Linked DNA regions of Mus musculus: region 2 is linked to region 1. A link is a loop called in an ENCODE intact Hi-C map of the cell type or tissue named here. Cell type or tissue: heart. All regions are shown on one strand. Links, peaks and the distances in the headings refer to the core of each region. The heading gives the core; the rest is flanking DNA. Region 1 has its middle 11 kb from the start of Gm19276. Region 2 overlaps 4930556M19Rik (RIKEN cDNA 4930556M19 gene).

The links. Hi-C counts contacts between places; a loop is a spot of excess contacts. Peaks named below come from ENCODE experiments on the same cell type or tissue, not always from the same donor. Only the 100,000 strongest peaks of a DNase experiment are listed, where the experiment ranks them.
Region 2: a loop joins it to region 1, with 2.1 times the contacts of the local background. A loop is called at or near these places in 4 of 42 quality-filtered maps.

Annotation. Positions count from the first base shown.
Region 1 is chr15:10,815,596-10,820,974 of GRCm38, forward strand. No RefSeq gene overlaps it. Among named protein-coding and RNA genes, the nearest start is that of Gm19276, 11 kb to the right of the region's middle. In heart, for the core only: a CTCF peak has its summit at 2,702; a DNase peak (open chromatin) is centred at 2,806; H3K27ac peaks cover 1,149 bases.
Region 2 is chr15:10,742,000-10,747,378 of GRCm38, forward strand. All of the region lies in intron 2 of 4930556M19Rik (RIKEN cDNA 4930556M19 gene), which reads left to right. Among named protein-coding and RNA genes, the nearest start is that of 4930556M19Rik, 30 kb to the left of the region's middle. In heart, for the core only: no CTCF peak of the experiment used is centred there; no DNase peak of the experiment used is centred there; H3K27me3 peaks cover 1,140 bases.

The DNA.
Region 1 (5,379 bases), core at 94-5,093:
TATGGATAGTTGGCTGGCAGACTTTGGGGACATGAGAATACTGACAAGAACGATATGAAGAAGACAAAGGCAGAAGCAAAATAAGGCTACCTAAAAAGTGGGGGTGTAAGGGGAACCCCAATAGACTGCAGCACAGATAAACATGAAGGCTGAGGAGAAGGTTCACAGAGGAAAGTCTGATACTAATACAAGGACCAGAGGTCAGATCCCATTCCTGTCGTACATGGTTTACCATCTTGAATCCCAGAACAGGGCACTAGAGAAGCGAGCTAACTAGCTAGTCCAAGCAAATTGGTGAACTCTGAATTCAAACAAGAGACCCTACCTCAGGAAAAAGTGGAGCATAATCAAGAAGACACCAACATCCACTGCTTCTCAGCCTTTTGGCTAAGATCATGTGGAGGGAGAATTTGTAGTTTGCTCCCTCACCTTCACCTGCCAGTATTTCTTGGTTCTTGGGTGGCTCACTCCATTCTCTGCTTCTGTAGTTATGGGAATCCCCGTAGTCTTCCTTCTTCAGTGTCCACTCGGATGATACAGGGTCATATTCTGTTTCAGTGTCTTTAATCACATCTGCAAGGATCTTTTCTGCTCACATTCATTAGCATTCACTGGCTCCAAATAATTGGGCGTACTATCATGACTCAGTCTGTTTCACAGTGAAGGCCACTGAGGTGAGCTGGACAGTGTGTGGACTTGGTGACTGAGTCACTGGCCACAAAACCTTCCACAGAGGACCATAGGAACAAGTAGGGAGGCAGCACTGACAAGTCAGTCTCTGGGTACCTGGAAATATGGTCATCCTATCATGCTCAAATTCCTGGAGGGCCATTTTCTTCAAATTCCTCACCAGTATCAAAAAGGTTTTTTTCTTGGAAGACAGAGAGGAAGATGTAGACAAAGCAGCCACTTTGGTCACGAGTTTGAAAGTCTTAATGCAGTATGAGATTCTCTGGAATTCCTGGCAGCGGCAGACATGAGTCATATATAAATGTCACTGTCTGACATTTATAGAATATTCTTCATGGCACTTTCTAGAGCTTTGTTAAGAGAGAAGCACTGAATTTTTTGGATGGCCGGGTCATTCTCCAAAGACCTTTTGTTAGAACAATAGGTCAAATCAAAGGAAATGAAACATTGCAGGCGCAAGTTAAGGACCCTTAGCTTCAAAAAGCCAAGGAGACAGACTGCTCACCTGGCTTTTAACAACTGGCTGCAACTCAGGTCTAGGAGCTCCAACATCCTCCAAGGGCACTGCACACAGACACACACGCAGGCAAAACACCCACACACACAAAAGTAAAATATTTTTAAAGAATAAATTTCCCAATAGTTCATTGGAAACTGTTTCAGTCAAACATGGAAGTTTGATATTGGAAAGGTGCAGAGTTTATGTGAAACCAACTTTAAGAATATGCGTTGTCAGTCATAGCCTCTTAGTCAGCTGCACAGACAGGAAGAAGGTCCTGGCTCCATCTTAGCTGGTGAGCAGGCCTTGGGGAAGCCCACCTTAGTCAAGTATGTCATTCAAATTCCCTTTTCCATTCACTGCTTTAGTGACCACTATGTGGTCAGCTATGGCCAATAAGAAGTAGGCAAGTCAGTTTGAAGTAATTTGTGAAGATTTTGCTTCCTGACAGAAGGAAGGCAGAAAGGGCATCCTGTTTCCTGTTTCTTAGTTGCTTTCAAACAATTCTGTGTACAATGAGAAAACTATAACCACGTAAAGGTAACACAGCCAACATACCACCATGCAGTCTACATCCATCTGGGCTCGACACTGGGGCCGTCATCAGATCTGACTAACCATTACTTGATTAGATGTATTCTATTAAAAATATTTATTATTTTTGTGTGTGTGTGTGTGTGTGTGTGTGTGTGTGTACACCTATGGAAGGTCAGGGGTTCATATCAGTACTTTAAATATTCCTTACTTTATTTTTGGAGACAGGGTCTCTGGATAAACCTGTAGCTCACTGACTGGCTAAGCTGGCTGACCACCAAACCCCTGTGATTCTCCTGTCTTTTCTATAAGTCCTAGGACTACAAGCATGTGTTAACACATCCAGCTTTTATATGGGTGTTGGGGACTGCAACTCATATTCTCATGTGTCTACAAAAAGCACATTACCTGCAGAGAGACTTAACCTCAGTCCCAAGAGCTTTATTTCTTGAGCTACTGGATGTGCTAATTGTCATTGTAACCAGATGCATGCTAACTCCATCAAACTCTGAGTTTAACTTTTTTCTTCAGTTGCCACCAGGATGCTCAATCCTTTTCAGGGAGCTAGGACCTCATTGGGGAGTAAAAATTCCTTCTGGTGTTGCAAGTAGAATAGATTCATCCTACTTTGTCTGGCCTGCGTATGCTGGTACAGGCTAGAGATGAAGAAATAGACACCAAGGCTAAACTTTTCACTCAAGTGCTTTGGGAACAAGTCCTGGGAGAGAAGCTAAGAGACTGACTGGGCAATGGGAGAAGGTAAGAAAGGAAGCGGCTGCATCAGGGCCTCTGCTCTGGAGCTGGGAAGGCACTGCAGAGTTGACCCTGCTGAGGTAAAGTTGACGAAGCTTTGTGCCCTACATGGGTCTCTCTTTATAGAGAAGATATTAGAGGAAAGGGTGTAGCCTTTGGCAGGAGGCAATTCCTGAAGAGGGACTCATCTATAAGCAGCCAGCAGCCAACACACCCTGCAGTTGGGAAATGAGAACACAGGTCCTGAAGGGGCTGGCTGGGCGGCCACCAGCGTGTTGCCAAAGAGAACCCCTCCCTTTTCCTGCTGCACACTGTGGCAGGCAGCCATGAAAAACACTTCCATTTCCTCCAGGGGAACCCTTCTGGCTTCTGATGCGGTCCTTGAGGCTAAACACTCTAAAGGACAGACTCTATCCAGGGAAGGATGAGAAGCCTGCAGCGAGCAGCTGGTTCCATGGTTACTCATACACTCCACCCAGTCCGGCAGGCTCTGAAGCAGACCTCAGCAGGAAGAGGAGAAACGTAGACTTTGCACAGATTGCCCACACTGGGCTGCAATGGAGCACCCAAAGAGGCGGATGTGGCTTGGGAGAGGGGACATTGTTAGAAGGAAACACCCATGCATTATCCAAACTTGTCCAGGTAAAAGTCAGGCAGGATTTTAGAAATCTGGTGGTTTTTAGACAAAAGAAGTGCGTCAGATACAGTGGCATGACACACCCAGGTCCAACATCCTCTGGGAAAGAAGAAATTTGAATCAAGTTTTGTTTTGACTAGATGGGATGCTTTGTGGCCAGGATGTGGACTTCAGGATGGCTTTGTTGCCTACTGCCAGCCCTCATGCCCTCCCCCCTCCCCATCTCCTCTTGGCTGAATGCAGTTGTTAGACAGCCCTGTATTACTCCTTCTGGGAATTGTTGGAATTCTCCTCCCTTCTGAACTGTGGATTCATGCCTCTGGAGTGGTGGCATTGGCATGAAATCTCACATTCACATCCCTTAGAGGGTCAGTTTCTAGCTCTCTCAGGGAATGTCACTATTTGCACATCCTCTCCCTCCCTCACAGGATGGCTCCTTGGAGGGGTAGGCAGACAGGTTTTGTTTTATTTGAGCAGAGTGATGGAAGGATAATCTTAGTAGTTCCTCCATGTTTTTCTAAGGATGAGCTTCTATTGTGGTGTAGAAAGGAAAGGCTACTGCTGTCCGGGTTTGACATTGAGTGGAGTAGGTAGGGTCTCAAAAGCTTTCATGGGTGGTCTAGGGAGAGGCTGTGCATGGCCAGGGTTTAATTACCCCCTCCCCCCAGTTTTTGTGGGTTTGGATACAGCCAAAAACTACTTGATGACTCCATCATCTCAATTCCATGCTGTTCACCATGTGTCATAATACAGCGCTGTGAGGTGGGGTCTGTGCTGGCTTGCTTCCTATTGGTATGATAATATCACAATCAAAAGTAGCTTGGGAAGGAAAGGGCCTTAAAAAAAAAAAAAAACAGTTTATAGTTCATCATGGAAGGATGTCAGGAGGAAGAAACTGAAGCAGAGGCCGGGGAGAAATGCTGCTTATTGGTTAGTTCTCTGTGACTCACACTGTTTGTTGTATAATACAACCCAGGAATTCCCCAGGGTCACCCTGCCCATAGTGTGCTGGGCCCTCCCACACCAATTACGAATTGTGAAAATGCCATACGGATTTGCCTAAGAGCCAATCTTAGGGAGACATTTTCTCAACTGAGGTTCCCTCCTATTATGTGACTTGAGCTCTAAGAATGCAGAATGTATAACACAGAGAAAGTTAATCATAGTAAAGACATATGTGGTGAAAATTGGGCCTGGATTCCCACACTGACAATCCAGTCTAAGACCTATGCTCAAAAATACTACTTTTACTTTGGGTCAGGTCTACTTCGTAGTGATCTATCTGATGGAGTAATGGTGTCTTAGGATCTCATTGCTGTGAAGAGATACCATGACCAAGACAACTCTTATAAAAGAAAACATTTAATTGGGGCTGGCTTATAGGTTCAGATATTCAGGCCATTATCATCATGGTAGGAAGCATGGCAGCCTTCAGGCAGATGTAGAGCTGGAGAAATTGCTGAGAGGACTATATCTTGATCTGAAGGCAGCCAGAAAGAGATTGTATAGGCAGGGTATCAGGAGGAGGCTCAGATTCCAGAATGGGTGGAGCCTGAGCATGTGGCATCTCGAAGGCTGCCTACACAGTGATGCACTTCCTTCAACAAAGGCACACCTCCTCCAATAAGGCCATACCTAATAGTGCCACTCCCTATGGCCAAGCACTCAAATACATGAATCTATGGGGCCAAACCTATTCAAAATAAATGGATAGCAATCGCATAGAAAGAAGACAGCAGTGACACAGAGTGGTACTGACACTGTTGCGAACTGCTCATTGGAACAAGTGAAAGCGGTCTATTAACTGAGCAAAACTTGGCAAGGTAGGAGAGGAAAAAAAATCCTTAGTTCTTTTATACTGTCCTCAGATAACATGAACGTGTATTCTCCACCTCTGGGGGAGTTCTCAGACTGTGCTCATAACCACTCCAGGAAAGTTTATATAATATAAAGTAAAAATCCACCCTGGGTCCATGCTTTAAATTCCATCAAGTGTATTATAGTCTCTCTTTCCCCATGGGATTAGTGCCTTTTGGCTGCCACAACAGCTTACCACAGATTTGCTGGTTCAGAACTTATTCTCTCACAATTCTAAAGATGTATTGAAACAGTTAATTCCCCAGCCTTCAAATTAGGTCATCTTGCCATCCATAGAGAGAAGCTCTTATAAGCATCACCCGTCAATAAAACAGCCTATGGCCAATGATCTGAGGCAGGAAATAGGAGGTGGGAGACTAGCAAGGAGAGAGCGGATTCTGGGAATTAG
Region 2 (5,379 bases), core at 238-5,237, 73 kb before region 1:
TAAATGTTGTTTTTATAAGACTTGCCTTGGTCATGGTGTCTGTTCACAGCAGTAAAACCCTAACTAAGACAACCTGCATAGCCCTTTCATGGGCAGATTCACTGTTCACCTTCTAGGTTTCAAACTGCTGAGAATCATACTAAGCTCCCTCCTTTTATATTTCCTCCAAGGAGCTGTAATGAATGACCTAGGGATAATTTCTACGTAGACTCTGAGTACAGTTGGAAAAAAAAATGTAGAAATTAGGTAAAATACGAACGAAGTTACATCTCAAGGCCATGTCCAGAATCTTGTGTTACACTGTAGTTTGAAACACACATCATTACTTGAAATAACTACAGGCAGGAAAAAAAAAAGCCTCCCTAGTTAAATGATCTTTAAAAATGATTTTTCTAGGGTGAGTAAGCTTGCCCAAATTGCAAAAAAAAAAAAAAAAAAAAAAAAAAAGGCTGGATTTTTTTTTTTTTTAATTTTTCAAAGAAACATTTTGTACTTACGTTCTTTGTGAACTTCCATACAGGAAAGAAAACTATTTCCTTCCAAACAGCCCGTGTATGCTTAGTGACTGATGACTTCCGTCTGTGGTACATCGTAGGGACTATGACTTAGGGTAATAGCTACCTACTGCTTATGAGTGGTCTAGGGGGAAAGCACCCACAAAACCTTACAAAGTCTTTTATTTGCTTCCTTCCCCCAGTAGCCCGGTGAGGAGTGTTATCTCTACTGACAATGCAGACTTGTTAGGTGGCTTGTGCCAGACCACCCAGCATCAGTAACAATGGGCTCCAAATCGGCCCCTTCAGGCTAGTTTTCCCACTGCAGATCCTCCCCTGGTCTTTGCTCCTCTTCAAACATCCTGTCTGTCTGTCCCCACCGCTCTCACATTATCCCTTTGGAGCTCTGGTTGGCACTAAACTCCAGGTAGCAGGCTTCTGTTGGCTCTGCTAATGAACTGCCCAGTGGAATCCTTTCCTAGGATAATAAGCTGCTACATAATAGGGAAGCTTGGTTCCTTGCTTTCAAAGGTGTGGGAAACCCACGGTTGGTGGTTTCAAGATTTCCTACCCCCCTACCCCTCCACCAAACACATGCACGTGCATGCGCGCATACACACACACACACACACACACACACACACACACCCCTCTCTTTCTCCCTCTTCTATCTTCCTCTCTGAGATAGACAGAATGGAATAATCTGTCCATTTTTAAAACACAGTAATAGAGAGTTTGCTCCCGGGATGGTAGAAAGTTCTGCCAGCCTTTTGTCTTGGCTCTATTTAAACAGCCTCTTGTGAAAAACCAAAGGAAAAACCATGATGGGAACAACTCCAGGAGATCCTGTCCCCATGGAGTCTGCAGGCTTTAGAAACAGGGCTTGTGCTAAGTGGTGCCCGAGAGATCAAACCTTGGTGACCTTTACTCTTTACTCTTTAGCCTTTTTAGTTATCATACTCTCTTCTTTTCTTTTCTTTTTTCTTTTCTTTTCTTTTCTTTTCTTTTCTTTTCTTTTTTTGCTTGTTGAGACAGGGTTTCTCTGTGTAGCCCTGGCTGTCCTAGAACTTACTCTGTAGACCAGGCTGGCCTCAAACTCAGAAATCCGCCTGCCTCTGCCTCCCAAGTGCTGGGATTAAAGGCGTCTGCCACCACTGCCTGGCTATTGAAAGATCCTGAAAGAATGTAAAAGGTCACAGAAGCCCTGACATTGGCAAAATAGATTTCATTGTTAGTAGAAGTAGCTTCACTGATTTAGAAAAATAGAGGTGCACAATGCTCTGGCCGCTCCCCGAACCTGTGTGTCTGCCAATGGTCTGACCAGGCATGTGCCCATTGCTGCACCTCACTGCCAGGTGTTTGTGATATTGGTTGCTGGGAAAGAGTCAGGAAATCTCCCCAGCAACCATAGTCGGGGCCAATCTGGAGTGCTGCACCTTCATTAGACTCTTTCCTTGTTTCCCTCTCATACCCATTTCTTGAGGAATCAATCATTTTAGAATAGACATTGTTTAGATCTGGAAATCCCCTATTCCCCCCCTTCTCCTTTCCCCCCTGAGGGCCTATAAAAACTGGGACCTCTTTCCCCTCGAGGTTGACTCCTCTACCCCTGCGTGGGATATGAGTCGTCCCCAGAGCTCTGGCTTTCTCAGAATAAAGCCTCATGTGGTTTGCAACAAGCTCAGTTTATCGTGAGTTCTTGGGTGTCCGCTATTGTCCTGAGGCCTGAGCGAGGGGCTCCTTTCGGAGTCTTTCACTATCATACATTTTATAGTAGTTGAAAAATGCAGTATTTCATTACTGAAGAGCATACATTTTTAAGAATCACTGAATGTCTAAGTCACTTTAGAAGATCATTATTAACACAATGCTTTGCATGCTCATGTTGCAAACACACACACACACACACACACACACACACACACACACCCTTGAGGAAATAAAATGAAATCAAAATTGTGGGGCAAGCAGAACTGTGTCACTCGATAAAAACTGGGAAGCTCAAGCTGACTGAGAAACCCCGGGACTCTCATATCTGAGAACACTAGGTGTTATCTCTAATCCTGACCCGACCTGGTGCCTGTCCTGGAACACGTGACCACGATATCCCACTTGAAGATCGTGACCACTCGTCATGTAGCGCAGAATACAGAGTTCTGAGGTATCTAGATGGGCCTGCTCTGAGAGTTTAGCCAATAAGCTTCCCTTTCCAGACATGTCTTCTTGCAGAAGGTATTTAATCTCTGGTTCACCCTGAGTACCTCATATGAATTCATTTTTCACCATTAATAAATAATTTGGACAAGCCAGGACTATCGCTCTCATCAAGAACCACTGTGGGAGAAGCCTTCGTCATACAGAGATGCTCTGGGCCGCTTAAGTCTCCTGCAGAAGAGCCCTCCGTGCTCCAGGACACTCATCCCTGAGCTGAGTGAGAGAGTCCCCCAGCCCCCAGCCCCAGGTTTATGGGAACCCCTGCCTCTTTGGCCTCAGCTTGGGCTGTTTCTCCCCTAGGCTGGGGCTCTCATCTAAGCCTGTGTTCTCCCACCCCTGAGTAGTATATCTGTATTTCTGTGAGCCTGACACACGATGTCAGAGAAGGATAAAATGCACACACCCGGCCCCCAGCGGCAGGCAAGAAATGAAACCACACAAAATCTCTCTTTATTTTAATTCATCCTTCTAGATTCAGACAGGTCAGCCTCCAACACCCCAGCTCTTCCGCAACCTTCTGAGTGCTAAGATCACAGGCCGGCCTGACCCTGCCTGGTTTTATTCTCTGTTGTCTCACACCATACTTTTTCTTTTATTTAGTATCTTGAGATGATCTCATGCCACTGTGTGTCAGGTTACCATCTCATGCAAAATCCATCACACAATTATAATCAAATTTATAGTAGATGAACTAACCTTTGTAGCTTGATATTTACATTGATTCTCATCTGTAGCTTCCCCAAAACAGTACTATGATAAATAGGCTTTTTTTTTTTATCATATATTTTTCCTTTAATCTTTCCTTGATTACTGGTTTAGAAAGATTTTCCAGAAGTGAGTTTTTTTTTAAAAAAAAAAAAAACTTTTAATTTTTAAAAGACAGGGTCATGAGTACCACAACAGACCTTGATCTTGAATTTCCCATCCCCCTGCCTCTTCCTCTCAAGGGTGGAGATTACAGTTTGTACCAACGCTCTTGGTGTATGTGGTGTTAGGCATTAGACCAGGGCTTCATTTACACTAGCCAAACACTCTGCTGACAGAGCTATGTCCGAAGCCACAGAAGTAAGTTTTCTGAGTTAAGGATCTGAACAAATTGAGAGATGCTTGTCCAGGCATCTCCCAGAGTGGTTGTTTCAACTTTCATCCCCATCAACTGGGTTTCTGGGGTTCGGTTGCATTCTTAGAGTCATATTCAGACTGAGCTTGTAGGTGGGTGAGAAGTCGCAATTCATTCCTACCTAAAGGTAGCATTGAGCTGAAAGGTCACTAGGATGCAGCTATAAATGAAGTTTCTCTCTCCTGATTTGGAGTCTAGGCAACCACTGTGAGGGTCAAAATTACCCTAAAGAGATCACCACCAAGAGGTTGTTCAAACATTTTATTTGCCTGTAATTGCATCTCCTGGTTACATAGAACAGCAAGTCCACATGGTGCTGAATCAGGATTTATAAAAATTATGCTAAAACCACATCCTGCAATTTGAAAAGGCAAAGCAAGACCTCTTTATTCAATGAGTTATAATTATTGGCTTGTATGTGTTCTCTACCGAGTCAGCTTGCAAGTCCCTTGAGACTTTGCATTCTTGTCACATAGACAAGCAGAGGCAGAGTTCCATGTGTGACTTCAAGAGAGAGCGCTTAACCTTCAACTTCATCAATATAGAAAAATCTCAGCTCAAATCTCTTCCATCTTCAAACCCTGAGCCTCAGAATCCTCAAGTCTGTGTGCTGTCAGACCTCTCTTGGGGGAATCCATTTGTAATCCTCCATAGAGCAGGCGGGTGGGCATCTGTGCTTTGGCACAAAGATCATAACCTCCAGAAGTACAGCTGGAATTTAGAGTCCCTGTCCACCAAAGGAGCTTACACATTTGTGTTTGCAGTCAGCAAAGAAGTGTATTGGTTGATGGGAGTATTATACATTCAGAGCAATATCAAAAGCCTGATGAATTGTTGCAGATCACAGACAGGCTTCCTTGTAAGTGGATGTGAGACCTACTGGCATCCTTTGCTGATAGATTTCCCCTGGGGGTTGTAGGTGATGTTCCAGGAACACATTCTATTGTTAAGGAGAGCCATTGTTTACTGGTGGGCAGGCAGTCCTGTTTCATGAATAGTGTTTGGGTCTGTGGTTTGTTTATTTTCCTACAAAAAAATGCAATGGATTATACAATCTCTTCAGTGGGCAGTCTTAGAATTCCCATGGTACAATAGCTCATTCTTCTAAAACTGCCTTAAAGATGGATGGGCCATCTATCACGCATAATAGCACACGCCATCCTTGTGTTCCTGCCCCTCCCCTCCTTTCCCTTTCTCCTCCACAGACCCCTGTTTTCTTTTTCAGCGCCTCATCTATAATCTTTGCTGTACCAGCTTGCTCACATTTTTTGATTATTGTTTCTTTTGTAACAATTCCAACACATTTCCTTCCCCATTTGTGATTTTTTAATTTTTGGTTAGCCTTTCCTTTCCTTTATTTTATTTTATTTTATTTTTTTCTATCCAAGTTGTATTTACTTTCATTTTCTTCCCAATAGCAGATTTCTCTCCATGCCTGTCACATTTAATTGAGGTTGGATGCATGATCAAGGTGGGGAAAAAAAGGCCTTTTCTTCTCATTATTAAAAAGGGAACTACTTTCAATCTGGTCTAATAGCTTAGCCCAGAACA